Linked DNA regions of Mus musculus: region 1 is linked to region 2. A link is a loop called in an ENCODE intact Hi-C map of the cell type or tissue named here. Cell type or tissue: gastrocnemius. All regions are shown on one strand.

Region 1 (8,000 bases), 280 kb before region 2:
ACCATACCAGAGCCCTCCTGAAGTGTACCAGGGCTCTCCTGCCTCCCAGAACCTTTGGGTTTCACTCTCCCTTGTTCAGTTCTTGGTGGTAGTGCTGAGTAGAGCAGTGAGGAGCAGTCGCTTAGCATTCTGCTCTTCCATTTCGTCTAAGTGATGATGAAGTTGTTGGAGTAGCTCTTACTTTAAACACCAGTGTAGTACATACTGGGTGAAGTGTGGCTGATCCGTGACAAGCTGTGAGCTTTTCCTATGGAAAATGTAAACATATACAGGGTCTTCTTAGAGAAAAAGACCAGTGAACCTTTTTCTTCTTACTGAGAAAAATTCATCTCACATCACATTTTAACCTTTTGTGAGCCTATGATTCAGTGTTTTTTTTTAACGCTTTTGTAACCATCACAGCAATTTAATTTCACAATGTTTTCATTAGCACCCCTGTAGTAGACCCAAAGTACCCCTCCCCCAGCTCCTGGCTATTACCAGTCTACTTCCTGTGTGGATTTGCCTGTGTGGGCCATGTTTAATGTAGTTTGTGACCAGCTTCTTTAACTCAGTGTTGGCTTTGTTAGTGCAGACTCCTGTTACAATTCACTCATATTGTGGTATATGTTGGTGTGAGTCTCCTTGACTGTCGTCCCCCCATCATATCTGGTTTTGTCTGTATCAGCGCTCTTGCCTTGGTTATTTGAAGCAGAATGTCACATATAATTCTCTTTCACTCATTGCTACCCAGCATAGCTCTGAAGTCAGGCCTTAAGGACTCTTTCTGATGTGGAGCTAGATCTGATATAATTGTGAGATTCTCTGGCCACCTTCTGCTCTTGTTTATCTGTGTTTTTGAGTCCATTTACCCACTTTATTAACTTGGTCAGATAACGTAAGCTGCTGTAATATTTTGTGTATGAAAAACAGGCAAGAGAACCTGCCGTGCTAGATGACTGGTTGGTTTTGTTTGCTTTTATCTTTAGAAGTTGCTTCCCTTTATTTCCAGTCAGAGCGCTCTGGAATGTTGAAACTGAGAGGCACTTTTGAAACAGTTTCTTTGAGATAAAAAGTTGCTCTCTTTATCTGTGGGTTCTGTGTCATGAGTCAGCTGCCTGAAACATTTGGAATAGCTGGAAAATAAGTCTACTGAACTTGTACAGTTTCCTCCTTGTCATTACTTATTAAACAACACATTGTAGCAACTGGTGGTACACAATTTACATTGTAAAAGGGACCATAGGGAATGTGATCTATCTTACAGTATAGGTCAGAATATCTAGGTTCTATGCAAATATTATACCATTTTATCTAAGGATTGTGGATATTTGTAGGTTTTAGTATACAGGGAAGCTCTCAGCTCCCATCTTCCATGGATTCCAGTGGAGGATGTTAATCTTACATCCCATCTAGCTTCCTCATTTGAGTTTAAATTCAGTTAATACGTTTGTAGAATTGTGCAGCCATTATCATAATCCATTTACAACATTTCTTTGCCTCTAAAGTCTATATCTGTTAGTATTGCCCATTTCCTTCAATCCATCTTCCATGCAAGCCATAGGAAACTTCTGTTCCCTTTCTGCTTTTTAGAGTCGCCTGTACTAGTAATTTCTTGTAATAATTGTGATAGGATCATACCATCTGTGATCTTTTGTGACTGTTTCTTTTACTTAGTGTCATTTTAAGGTTCTCCTACGTAGCATGTAGATGTAGTTCATCCCTCATTGTTGTCAGTTATATAGATAATGTTGATGGGCCCTTGGTTTAATCCATTTCGTGGCTGCCGTGACTAGTGCTGCTGTGAGCATTGCCGTAGAGAGGAGTCGTCCACGCTATCCTGCTTAGTCCTCTGTTTTGCAGATAGGTGCTCCTATGTCCCAAAGGTCACACTTTTTGTTTTAAAGAAGTGATGTTAAATGTCTTCAGTATTATTTTTAAAGTATTTTTCTCTGTAGAGGCTACTTTGTTCCCCAGTTCTAAAGCCTGATGTTTGCCTTGTGTTTGTTTCCAGGAGCTTTTGACGGGAGGCCAGCAGACTATTTATTCATGCTTCTCTTTAACTGGATCTGCATCGTTGTATCCTTCAGGGCTGCTCAGGCCATAATGAACTCCCTACTTCCCTTTTAAGGTTTTGGGAAATAGTATTCTAAAAACGATTTAAATCAGTTTTGATACCTTTTAAAAACTATAGTTAATAATGAGAATATCAGGTTCTGTCTTTGAAGCCAGGGTAAATCCCATGTTTTGGAGATGCCTTCTCTCACTGGAGTCTCTGGGATTTTTATCCATATTCAGTGGAATTTTATTGCTGTCTCCTTGAGCCCAGTTCTCTGTGTTCCCTGGGATGACAGTTTGTTGACTGAAGCACAGATATTCCATGCCAGCCACAAGACAGCTTTCTGGTTCTTTCCAGAAATTAATTTACAGCCAGCATCATTTCATGACTTCGTTGCTGTCCATCTTTTGGTCCTAAATAACAATCTAGTCCATAAAGCACCCCCCTCTGGGCATGGTCTATCTCTGTGTGAGGCACTATTGATAAGCAAACAGTTGGACCTGACGACTGTTTAAAGTTGATCAAGAGCCAGAAACATAAAGGCCTGGAATACTCCCTCTCCTTTAAGAGAATGGAGAAAAAAAAAAAAAAAAAAAAAAGCTGTCCCTGAGTGTAAGCATTTGTTTCAAATGCACAGATCTGTCTATCCTGTAGTTGAATGCTAAATAGTAAAATAGTAGTAGGGTGTAGAAGAAGATACCAGGTGAGCAGGTCATGGTGAGGCTGTTCATTTCCATGTCTCCTGCTCTACTGACTGTACTGGCGAGTGGATATTTCTGCAGTGATCAGAACTTTTGTGTGTTCCTATATCTTGAGTAATCTGATAGTTAGAAAGTGTTTTCCTTTGGAACAGTGTAGTGACGTTCACTGGAGAGAAATGAGCAGCTCAGCCTTGGTATCTATAGAATACTTTCTGCATATGATCCTTGACTTTACAAACCAAGATTACTGGCTTAGCAATGGATATGCAGGTAAGACTTTCAACTATTTGCCCTTCTGTATGTTTCAGAAGTTGGGATTACATTGAATGCATAGAATGAGAACTGATTATACTGTTAGCTAAGCCTTTGAGGCTCTTGTAGGCATATCTAACCATTGGCTTCCTTGTTCATTTCTGGCTTATGCTTGAATGCTCAGAGTAATGGTTATGCAGTATTTCCTGGGTGTGTGTGGGGTTATGTATTCATTGAAAATAGATTAGATAGTTAAGGAAAATATTTTTTTCCTTCAAATAACAGCTTGAACTGATGTTTCTGAGTTCATGTATTGATCATAGATTTTTATGGCATTCATTGTATGATAAATAATGCGGTTAGTTTGTGATTGTGACATTAGGGTTTCCTGTGCAGTTTGGGAGGTGGGCAGGATAGGCAGGCAGTCACATTAAGCCTTGTTTCGTGCCTGTGGCGCTGAGCTTCCTGTCCTGACTTCCTTTGCAGCTGCTGATGATCCCTCTGATCATGTCAGTGCTCTACGTCTGGGCCCAGCTGAACAGAGACCTGATCGTGTCGTTCTGGTTCGGAACGCGATTTAAGGTAGTTTACCTCTGAGGAATATATAGCTCAGTGGAACTTAGTCTGTGGTAATCTTGCCTGAGCTCAGATGTGTACCTTCTGACACTTCCAGAAGGGGTCGCTGCAGAGTAGTGTACCACAGGCAGGCGTCTGCCTCCCCCTCCTCAGTCCTGCTCCTAGCATCCCAGCATCCCTTGCTGTTGTTACTTCCAAACCCTCTAAGCCTCTTCAGGGATATGCCCCTCAGTGATCGTGTGTGTGTGTGTGTGTGTGTGTGTGTGTGTGTGTGTGTGTGTGTGTGTGTGTGTGTGTGTGTGTGGAGAGAGAGAGGGGTCGAGCACACAAGAGGGATTACAAGAGAGACAACATGCAGAAACCCGCGATTTCTAATCTTTTTGTCACTCCTGCACTTCCTATTAGGTGCCACATACTGTACCTAGAATAGCACCCCCTATGTTCCTGGAGTTTGCTGTTTTCTACCTGTAACGACGACCTGTAATTATAGAACTGAATGTTGCTTGAGCTCCTGGCTGGAGTTAGACTTGTCTAGTCTGCGGGCTACTACTTACCCCAGTTAGACTCATAACTATTTTTAAGCTCCCTTTTACTAGTTTCTGAAGTTCCATTGAAGTTCACTCAGCTTAAGTTTGGTCTAGGGTGTCAGATCTGGAACCCTAATATCTTGTTGGGAGACTGTTAGTTCAGGACATTCACACACAATGTTAGATAAAAATTCAAGTTAATTACTTATAACAATCGCTTTTGAAGTCTTCCAGTGGTTCTGTTTGGGGTGTTTTTACTGTCATCCATAAGATACTTGTTAGTTTCCTTGTGAATATTAACTTAGTAGGACAAATAAGTTTAGTTTTAGATAGGAAGATGTAAGTGCAGTAGGGCCGGCCTTAGATTTGAGAAATTTTGTAGTGACCTAGTGATTTCTGTAAAGCCCTGGTCACTACTTTCTCCCCATTTTCAGTTCCCCAGGTGCCATGTGTTTTCAGACTCGGCTGTTCACATCTGTGTCCTCTTTCCTAGGCCTGTTACTTACCTTGGGTTATCCTTGGATTCAACTATATCATTGGAGGCTCGTAAGTAATGTTAGATTTATTTATCTGGAGACTAATCCTTGGGAAACTTGATTCATTTTTATTTTCCTTTCTTAGGCTTTTAAAGACTTTAAAGACTGAGTGTTGATATGTTAGAACCTTAGAGAGAAAGGTGTTTGGATATAATTGGTTGCACTACAGGATGTAAGCACCTTTGACATTGGATGGCTATCATTTTGTTAGCTTGTCACTAGACACATTGTGTTTCTAGACCTATTTGTTTGAATAAATATATGCCTGTCTGGATTCAGTATCCATACTGGGCAAATACAGAACTTACTTGCCTTGGTTTGTCTTCGGATCTTATCTGGAAGATTACTGCTTGTTTTCAGACACTCCCAGAATGCCTTGGAAATGGCTACTGCCATAGAAATGGAGATTTCTAGATGAGAAGTACCTCTGTACATGGTTTGATGGTGTAGAACTTTGTTAGGCAGGGTCAAATTTCTCCTCCGTTGGTCTGGAGTTGGTACTGAGATGTAGGAAACCCTTTCATGTTTCCAGTCTTAAGTTTAGAGAGGGACCTTTTAGAAGGAGCTGTCTGGGGAGACCACACAGTGGTTAAGAGCAGAGATTGCTCTTGCAGAGGATCTAAGTTTGGTTCCCAGCACGCATGGTGGGCAGCGCACAACTGCCTGTAACCTTAGCTCCAGGGGTCTCTGATATCTCCAGCCCCTCTGTGCTTGTGCCCATGCTGTGTATACACATAGGCATGCACAACAGTTACAGATATGTATTTTAAATCTTTAAGAATGAGAAGAGCCTTCCTCTGCATGATAGGTGGCACACACCTTTAATTGCAGCACTTGGGAAGCAGAGGCAGGTGGGCCAGCCAGGGTTACATAGCTAAACCCTATCTCGAATAAACCAAACCCAAAACAAAACCCAAGGTAGAGATTTTAAGAGCTCTCATTTCTTTCTTACCAATTTTTCAAGAGTTAGTAGATTGCAAAAGTCCTAACCCTTCTTAGAGCCTGATGTATTGGAGCTAGATGGTCCTTACTACTCCTGTGTATTTCCAGAGAGAAGTGAGTGGCCTGAAGAGAAGGACATTGTAGAGCTTAGCACCTTTTGACATTGGTCAGCCTCTCTCGGCTCCCCTACTACTCGGGCAGAGTGTGGGAAGTTGCAGGTGTTCGTTTGCTCCGGCAAGAATCACGTGGGTAAAGATGGAAGAAGGATATGTAAATAGCAGCCGTGGCTGCTGCAGGTGCCTGTGTGAGCCTGGGAGACCTGAAGAGTCAGTACTGACTTTAGGATGCAGGGCAAGGCTCAGCAGTCCTAAGTGATCTCTGTGTGTCTCATCTCACTGACAGCGATGCAAGAGAGATGCAAACCACAGCTCCAGAAATGTGGGAGCAGTGGTTGCTGTCCATCTTCCTCCCTCCCATGCTCTTCTCTTGGTAGTCTGCGTATTTGTCTGTTTTACAAACATCGTGTGTGTAGGCAAGAGCTCAGAAACTCACTCGCGTTGCGCCTGCCCCACCTCCTGAGACATACTGGAATAAAACTAATGTTTTGAGGATGGACTGGGGTCTTGGAAGAGATGTATGTCAGAGGTGCTTTGGGCCTGGAAGCTGTGGGCCTCATTCGTTCTTCAGCCCTGATTTCCCTCTCCCTCAGAATACGTTTGTCCCTCACTATAAAAGGGCCCATTGTAGAGCTGTCGCCGACTCCCGGGGACGGTAATGGACGACAGTGAACACGACTCTTTCCCATGCTCTTGGCTCCAGCTTGCTGCAGCTCACTGTGTTGCCTGGGTGTCTTTGCACTGACTTGCCTCTCTTTGCAGGGTGATCAATGAGCTCATTGGAAACCTTGTCGGCCATCTTTATTTCTTCCTGATGTTCAGATACCCAATGGACTTGGGAGGAAGGAATTTTCTGTCCACACCTCAGTTTTTGTAAGTTTTCTCTTCTCTTGTTGAACATTGTGTTGTCCTGTGGTTTCAGGTATCCCAACAGGAGACATTTTCATGAGGAGACACTTCACTGCCCTCTCTAAGCGAGAAAGAAATTCGAGCCAATAAAGTTCTTACTGTGGTCACAGTCAGGAAACCAGGGATTCATGCCACAGCTTAGTCCCTTTCATAACATCTGGGTAAAGATCACTGACTGGGTTAAGCCGTTACAAAGATCACCTATGCTGAGCAGGTCGAGTTATTTGGTGCTACTTTAGAGTGCCAACAGTAGGCTGGGGGACAAGTGTCATAAAGGATAACACTGCTTTTTTTTTTTTTTTCTTGAAACATTGGTTTCACCCATGATGTTGACTGAGAAGTTAGCTCATTATTTGCTGTTTTTAAAATGTGTTTTTATTTGTTCTTGTTTTAGGGACAGGGTCCCTGCTATATAGCTCAGGCTTACCTTAAACCCTCTATCCTCCTGCCTCAGTCTTCCAAGTGCTAGAACCATCGGTGTGCCACCCCCTGCCTGGTTTAAACTTTCATATAGTAAATGCTATAGACTAGAACTTTTGTAGATTGTTTAAAGTTTGAACGAGAGACTTGAGATTTCCGACTCCTTGGAAGCAGGTGCTTGGTCGTTCTCTTTTTTAGAGTGAATTAAGTAGAAGAGGCCAAGGGCAAGAACTCCGGATCAGATGCCATTCCCTTTGTGTGCTGTTTTTGATACTGGGGAAGTTACTTATTAAAACCTCCAATTTTTGGTTCATAAGTCTGAGTTGAAAGGCTGTCCCTTTCTCATAGGACTGGGTAGAGCAAGACTCATTATTGGAAGCATAATGGTGGGTAGTGGGTTAATGACATAGTACTGGGTTCTGGGTTAATAAAAGCCCTGTGCCTGATGTCTCCGGGAGGGCTGGTGGCTGAGAAGAGATGCTCAAACACTGGAGTGTGTAAGTAGCATGACCCTTCTGTCAGTGAAGCAAAAGGCTTGAAATCGGGACCAGTCAAATCACCTTATGAGTGTCCCAGCCTGCCTGACAGTCACACCTAATCCCACGAGGGAGATGGTATAATGTCTTGCATCTAAGAGTTTAAAAGACGGGACCCCTTTGAATCAAGATGTTTCTTTAATGTCTGCAGTTCTCTTTCTTTTCAAGGAGTAGGTGAGGGCAGAAACACTTTTAGCAGTCCCCTTCCGCCCCAGCTCTGTGCAGGTTAGGGTGTGTTTGTAGAAGACATTTGATTGCGAACTATAATCAGAAAACTCCAGTGGCTTGTTTGTTTTTAAAAGAGAGTAAAATGAAATTTGTTTCTCTTTGTGCCTCGGGTTGCTTTCAGGCTGAAAAATAAATGACCAGTGTGTTTTCTAATTACCAAAGGACACAGTAGCCGCAGGTTGGGATTTTTGTTCTAGATTTATCAAGTAGGCTGGCAGA
Region 2 (8,000 bases):
CAGAGATATATGCCAGCTGGAGAGATGCCTGATGTTACTGCAGCCTTGTGTCCATGTTCCCTTTTCTCCTTTGGGTGAATTAGATGCTTCTGCATGCCACCATTCTACAGAGTCACATATCCCTGGAGGGCCAGGGTCATGCATTTCTCATCCCTGGATCTCAAGAGGACTATTTATGGGTCTATAAGGATCCTATGACTGGCTGGGACCCTGGTATCAGAGATGGGAATCAGAAGTGCACTTCCTACTCCTACCTTTCTCTCTCCCTTATCATGGCCTCTGAATGTTGAGTTGTTTCTGCTGAGGATGCTTTATGGTTATTTTGTCATCCAAGAAGAGAGTCTCAATGAGGCATTTCTTAGATAGAGTTAATCTGTGGTTGTACTTGTGAGGCATTTAAAAAAAAGGGGGGGGGGTCAATACCAACCCTGAATGTTGGTGGCACCATTTCATAGGGTGAGCCCAGAACTGAATAGAGTATAAAAAGCTATTTGAGCAAGTTAGCATGCGTTGATTTATCCTCTGTGTGCTCTTTGATGTGATATGAAAAGCTACCTTGAGTCCCTGCCTTGATTTCCCTGTAACTTGGAATTGTAAGCCAAATAAACCAGCCCTCCCCCAGGTTGCTTTGTCATAGCAACAGGAACAAAACCAGAAGAGATGCTCTCTTGTTGATTCTGGGAGAGACTCCCTGTCAGGGGTGGCTGTTCTCCTAATGCAAGAGACAATTGGAGCAATCATTGGGAAGACTGCTATCTATAAGAATATCCAAAAGAAACAGGATTCATGTGGTTTGTTTCCATCTGACTTGGTCCTCATAGGTTCATGGTTTAAATGCTTGTTAGTTAGCTGGCAGCACTGTTTTTTTGGAGTGAAGAAACTTTGGAAGGTGGGACTTGGCTGAGGGAAGTGGGTTATTAAGAAAAAGACTTCATACATTACACCTGTCTGTTTTCTGCTGTTCTTGTCTGTCTGTCTGTCTGTCACTGTCATGTGATGCATGAGGAATCTCCACCGAGCTGCAAGCTTCTGCCATCAGGAACTAGGATGGGTTGAAACCCTGAGTCAAAATAAATCTTTCTCAACCTGTTTTTGTAAGAAGGTATTTTGGTCCCTGGGACACAAAAGTAAGGGACACAGGCAGATAAAGTTCCTAGTTACTACACTATAAAAAGGAAACAGAAACTTGCAAAGTCAATTTTGATAAATTTGGTTGAGTGTAACCAAGACATCCAAGATGTTATTATTTTTGTACATATTACCTGAAGAAACCTTGTGAATGAGATATTCTGCATGTTTACATGAAACGCCCAGACTATTCTGTGAATTTTACTGACATTTCAACTGGACAACATATTTTTATAAAAAATTAATTGGTATTTCAGGTTGATAAAACTTAGAGCTGAAAAACATACAAATTCATTCTCCCCCCATTTTGTTTCAGACAGACGTCAAGTTTTCCAATAGCTGTATTTTATGTTGTAAAATTTTACATCGAATTGAATTAAAATAAAGTTTCAGTTTCTCAGTAATACTAGACACTTTTGTGAGCAGCACACAGGCAAGTTTTGCTGGGGACATAAGTAGGACACACACAACTGAACCAGCAACCAAGCACAGTGCCTGGTGTGTGTGTGTGTGTGTGTGTGTGTGTGTGTGTGTGTGAGAGAGAGTGTGTGTGTGTGTATTCTTCTCTATGAGTGAGGACGGCACCCCTCATCTATTCTTACCATGTCCAAATACACAACATTCACTTACTACTTGCAAGGTTTTGGATGCTGAAGACAGGTGACATTCCTTAGAGAATGCTATCTTAAAACTGCCAATGGAAACAGCCTCTCCCCCTGCTGTTATGGGGGTACCATTGCCAGCTGGTGGAGTGGTGGGCACACCTGCTATGGGAAGTCTGTTTCCCTCTGGTCCCCCTTTGCCCTTCAGGAGGCTTTTGTGGAGGCAGTGTGGAGATGAGATAATGGCTGAAGGCCTGGGAAGGGCTGCAGGCCAGGGTTTTTCACTTTGGTGTGTGAATGGGTGAGTGCAGAGGAGAATTTTAGCGAAGGGACAATTATTTAATAATGTCTGTAGTTTCCAAAGTTGAACAAAAGTTATTTTACCCTAGACTTCATTCACCAACATATATTCCGTAAGAGTCTGCAATCATCACATTCAGAAATTTCTCCTACATGAAATGATATATGTAATTATATATGTACATACAACTTTCCACTTTCTCAAATAGATATACATGTATTTGTAAATTACATGCCAAATTCCTTCACTAGCCTCTTCTAAAAGTGTTTATAAAGGAAAAGCAGTAATATACACAGTTAAAAAAAAAACCCAACAACAAACCAAGCCACATCAAAATCACAAGTCCCCGTTCTTCCCTTGGGTATATTTTCCATGTGTTTAAAGCACTCGGCATCTACTAGCTGTTGAGTAAATTTTTCTTGTTGTGCATGGATGTTGAAGCTCAAGCAAAACCTAATAGCATCGGACACACAATTAAAGATGCAGCCATGTGAGGGGTGGGGCCATTGGACCATGGGGGTGGGCTGAGCAATATTTGTTTGAAACTAGATTGCTTTAACTATTATTTAATTTACTGTATGTAGTACTTAGAAAGTTTCTCTGTACTGTGTTACTCTGGAATCTTCTAGAAGTAAATTGGATGCAGTAGGGCAAGGAGGAATTGAATTTCATATAAGGATAGTGTAAGGGTAGAATATTGGTCGAGACAGATGTGTCCTACGAAAAGGAGGTGTGTGTGTATGCGCTCGCGCGCTCGCACATGCTTTGTTTTGTCCTGTGTGGTCAGACCGAATGAAATTCAACCAATAATCAGGCTAGTGGATTGAAATAAAGAAATGCAACCCTTATTTTCAAGGGGCTTTCTTTGGGGATGAGCATGTAGCCATGTGGTGAGACGACAGTACAGCCAGGCAGGGCACATTTCTTTTTCTCTTCTGGTCTGGATTGTGTATGTGGTCTTCTCCTGGGAGTATGATGAGGTTCTTCTAATAAATTCCACAAGGACACTGTTCTTTGATGTCTTTGCAGAGCCTGGAGAAGATCTTGCTTCTGGCCTTTTGAGTCCACTTAAGACAAGTAAGTATCTTTTTGGATGAGCTCGGTTTATGCTATGCAGCTTAGCACAGGCACAGCCCTAACTCAGGACAAATGAATTTTTGGATTTGAGTGGGTCAACTCTCTCTCTCTCTCTCTCTCTCTCTCTCTCTCTCTCTCTCTCTCACACACACACACACACACACACACAGTTTTCTCTGTCTCCAGCTCATTATCTCAGGATACTCTATGAGACAAAAGACATGGTTCTGTGTCTGAAACTGTCTCTGCTCTTCAGGCAGACTCATCTAGTCTAGAGGAGGAGGGAGCTATCTTCATTCCTAATTGAGGCTGTGGGGTCCAGGGAAGAGACCTGATTGACTGGTCTAGAGACATACTTCCTGAACAACCTTTCTCGCATCATGGACCAAGATTTGGCCAGAGCTGTGTAGCTGTCAATCAAGCTCTACTGAATGAAAATGAGGGGCATATTTCTAAAAGGGCAGAGGGAGAAAAAAAAGTAGGAAAAGGCAGACAGGCAGATGAAAATAGCCAATGAGTCCAGTGTGCACTGAAGGATCAGACATGTAGAGAGTAGAGGCCAGGGGACCACAGGGGGATTGCCACCTCTTCTGAGAAGCCTTTTCTAGGAGCTGGATTTGGCTTCTAACCTCCTTGACATGTTCTCTGTAGCTCATGACATGTGTATTCCCATTTGCCTCATCATGGAAGCTTTGAAGGTGAATGTCTTTCTGCTACACCCTGTTTCCTTCCTTCTGGTCATTGACACGGACTTACTGTCTGGATGAAGAAATGAAGAAGCAGGAGAGATAAAGACATAGAGAATGAAAGTCACAGGGAATAATACCCGTGGTTTGCTTGGAACCCCGAACGTGTAACGAAAAGCTCAGTGAACCCCAAAATGTTCGATGATGGCAGGACCTTGTTTTAGGCTGAACTTTTGTGATGGGAAGCAGAGAGCCATGGGAAGATTTTGATCAGGGCTGCTGGCCTCCGGAACGAACAAACAAACGAACAAACAAACGTGTTCCTCCAACCCTCGGCTACTTTATATCTATTTTCCATTCTGTTTTTTCCATGGTTCTTGGGCCGGCACTTCATATGCCTTGGGTTCCTTTGGCCTACGTTCCCCACGTCTGTATCTTTCACCAACTTTTACATCTTTACAAGCTGATTCCGGGCTCCTCAGTGCAGAGGGTGAGGGCGGATTGACCTTTGTGGTGCCAAGTGGGTATGGGGCTAGGTCCACCGGAGCAGCTCTTGGCTGCCCTCTTCTGGACTTTGATGGATACAGCATTGATACATCTTTGTGACATGAAGATTGTATACTTACATATTATTCAGGGGTTTTAATTATAAATCAAACAGATTTGTAGTTTAAATACTTGTCATCACTTTTTATTTAACCAGGTGATATTTTGTATATCCCACAGATATAGTTTTCATTAAAGAAATCTAAGCATTACATAAATGTAAAAAATGCTTGTTTTATTAACTTGTTTATCTCTTTCTTTCCTTCGTTTGAATTGAACTAGCTTTTATCTTAGTTGGAAGGCTGTTGGCAAAGTAGTGTGTTTGAACTTTCTCCTTAATGGACATCTTCTCCAATAAGGCCCAGCCTTGTGCCTTCATTGACGTACAGAAACTGTTAAGTGCATTTTTAGTATTTATGGAAGATTCTCTGTGATGCCGATTAGTGATTTTGATAACAGGTAATTGCTATTTCCAGGGAACTCTGGACTGTCACATGGATCAGAAACTTCCCTGAGACTTGCTGATGCCAATAAAGGATGGACACACATCTTCACTGAACAACTGACTGGAGTCTTGGCTTCACTAGAGATGACAGGATTACCTGCTTCTGAATAACTTGTTTTCTATAGGCCAGCATCTAACTTAACTGCCTTTGCATCTTGGTGAGCAGATACCTGCTTCCTTAGATCCCGCAGTCTTCTCATGGTACCAAGACTGCCTCTTGCTTTCCTGGGTCCATGTGTTAAAGACTTCCCATCTCACCCCACACATTCAAATCCAGACCATCTTTCTCGACCTTTCCAGACCTCCTTTGCAGAGGTTCATTCCCTGCATCATGTTCTATCTTTCTTCTCAACAATATTTCTGTGCTTTCACAAAAGTTACCGGCATCATTTTATAACTTTAACTTTTTTGGTAACATGGTATTTATAAATTTGGACTGCCATCTAACTTTATAGATGTTCATGCCCCATATGTTTCCTAGAATAATAAGATTTTAGTGCCAGGAACTATATCATATACTTGTTTTTTTTTTTTTTTCAGTTTCCAGAATGTTGACTGTCTATTGCTGTATTCAATATATGAGCAGCAAATGCTGTTGATTGATGGGCTGCTATGTCAATTGCTTCTCCTATCTCTAATTAGTATACTTGACTGATAAATTATTTACAAAAGACAGATTGGTACAGGCCATCATTAACACTTCCCTGAAATATTTTCATGCCTTTAGATGCTTCGCAGAATAGATCATCCAAATGGCTCTCTGTGTGTGTATGTGTGCACAATGCAGAGGGAGTCACAGTAAAATCAATCTTTTAATTTCTTGTGGATGCAGGATCATTTCAAACTTCATTCCATATTTTTTTAAACCAAAGTTTTACATGTAGTAACTTTCAGGATCAAACAATTTCGAAAGTCCAGTTGAAAACCACCATACTCCCAGCCCGCATGATTCCCTGTTTCCTAGAACGAGCAGACTCAACACTTTTCATTGGTTATTTTGACATGACCTTTGTGATACTGTTAAGTGTACGGATAACTTTAAGCAGTATATTTCAGCTCCAATTATGACAGCTATTGCACATTTGCTGATCATCCCCACATTGGCACAGTCATTATTCCACTTGTAATCTGCTCAGGCTAATGTTTACTGAATGCAATATCCCATCTACATGGACTCTATTCAGAGCCAAAGCACCATTACTTCTGTTGTTGTGAATGGCATCAGGATAACTTGGAGTTGGTAACCACTTTGATTTCTGTCATTAATTCATCCCAAACTGCTTAATAGTTTAACCCTCTCCTTAGCGCATTAGTTCACATCAGGCATGCTATTGTGTCATTGGGTCATCCATCCTGTGCCCATCTGAGCTGTTCTCCCCTGCACTATTTTTTCCCCTTCTTACCTGTAGTCTGACTTCACGACTATACTCAAACCCCCTTTCCCTGCATCCCTGGGACTCCCTTCTTCACTATCAGATTGATATTCTTATTTCAAAGCTTCCTCACATTCTTTTTCTAGGTTCACCTTATAATTTTAGAAAGGTGACCTTTTGGTTGTACCAATAAAACACCTGTGATTGCATATTGTGTTATTTTAAAAAAAGAGGCAGAGGTATTCACCCCAATTCTAGAGGTTCAGGAACACAGGTGCCAGTAGCTTCTTGGCCTCTTGGCTATGGCACTGCATAGTGGATGGCATTATAATGTCAACATGTATGAGGAGAAACCATACGGCTATATGACATTATAATGTCAACATGTATGAGGAGAAACCATACGGCTATATAGAAGGCTAGACTGGACTGAATAGTGTCTGCACTTTTGAAAAAGCTTTTATTATTATTATTATTTTAAAAACAACTCACCATTACCAGAACCTAGATGAATATTATTAATTACTTCTGAGAGCCATCTCCCGTCAGTGATCTCTGGTAGTTCCTACCAGATCTTATCCATTAAAAGTTCTACCACCTCACACATTGCTGCTCCAGGGACCAAAATGACCGTCAGCTTTTACGGGACAAAAGAGATTCAAGCCATAGCAAGACCCTCCACACATGAAATACTCTTCTTCCACCTCATGTTTAGGTAATGTTTTCTATATCCATAGACCCTTTCTACAGATACCCAGGGCTGTTTTCATCTGCAGCGGTTCACGTCTAGAATAGCTATGGGGAGATCCAGACTCACCTTGAATCTGAAGAGTTCTTTTTGAAATGTTCAGTATTGTATCTTTAACTTGATATTGTCTTCGAAATTAGAGGTGATTATCCCTAACATGCACTTGCTCTGTTGTTATGAACATTTTTCTTTTTTTTATTGGATATTTTCTTCATTTACATTTCAAATGCAATCCCAAAAGTCCCCTATACCCTCCCCTTGCCCTGCTCCCCTAACCACTCACTCCCACTTCTTGACCCAGTACTGGGTCATATAAAGTTTGCTAGACGAAGGGGCCTCTCTTCCCTATGATGGCCAGTTAGGCCATCTTCTGCTACATATGTAGCTAGAGACAGGAGTTCTGGGGGTACTGATTAGTACATACTGTTGTTCCACCTATAGGGTTGCAGACCCCTTCAGCTCGTAGGTACTTTCTCTAGCTCCTACATTGGGGGCCCTGTGTTCCATCCTATAGATGACTGTGAGCATCCACTTCTGTATTTGCCAGGCACTGGCAAAGCCTCACAGGAGACAGCTATATCAGGGTCCTTTCAGCAAAATCTTGCTGGTGTATGCAATAGTGTCTGCGTTTGGTGGCTGATTATGGGATGGACCCCCCGGGTGGGGCAGTCTCTGGATAGTCCATCCTTTTGTCTTAGCTCTAAACTTTGTCTCTGCAACTCCTTCTATGGATATTTTATTCCCTATTCTAGGAAGGAATGAGGTATCCACTAGTTGGTCTTCCTGCTTGATTTTCTTGTGTTTTGGAAGTTGCATCTTGGGTATTCTAGGTTTCTGGGCTAATATCCACTTATCAGTGAGTGCATATCAAGTGACTTCTTTTGTGATTGGGTTACTTCACTCAGGATGATATCCTCCAGATACATCCATTTGCCCAAGAATTAACATTTAATGTGTCCTTCTAGTTTAGAAACTCAAGCCCATCAGTATTGGGAAGAAACTTCTAGATTCTTCCTGACCTCTTTCTTTAACCT

Evidence for each region. Peaks named below come from ENCODE experiments on the same cell type or tissue, not always from the same donor. Only the 100,000 strongest peaks of a DNase experiment are listed, where the experiment ranks them.
Region 1: a loop joins it to region 2, with 4 times the contacts of the local background. A loop is called at or near these places in 10 of 42 quality-filtered maps.

The regions. Positions count from the first base shown.
Region 1 is chr15:57,874,058-57,882,057 of GRCm38, reverse strand. It overlaps Derl1 (Der1-like domain family, member 1), which reads left to right. Exons shown (of 8, transcript NM_024207.4): 3 at 1,994-2,058; 4 at 2,983-3,009; 5 at 3,478-3,573; 6 at 4,588-4,640; 7 at 6,451-6,561. Among named protein-coding and RNA genes, the nearest start is that of Derl1, 14 kb to the left of the region's middle. In gastrocnemius, a CTCF peak has its summit at 3,662 (motif pointing right); a DNase peak (open chromatin) is centred at 3,677; H3K27ac peaks cover 630 bases.
Region 2 is chr15:57,597,093-57,605,092 of GRCm38, reverse strand. It overlaps Gm35682 (a long non-coding RNA gene), which reads left to right. Exons shown (of 4, transcript XR_384108.2): 2 at 3,061-3,108; 3 at 4,817-5,003. Among named protein-coding and RNA genes, the nearest start is that of Gm35771, 22 kb to the right of the region's middle. In gastrocnemius, a CTCF peak has its summit at 4,367 (motif pointing left); DNase peaks (open chromatin) are centred at 1,893 and 4,334; H3K4me3 peaks cover 224 bases.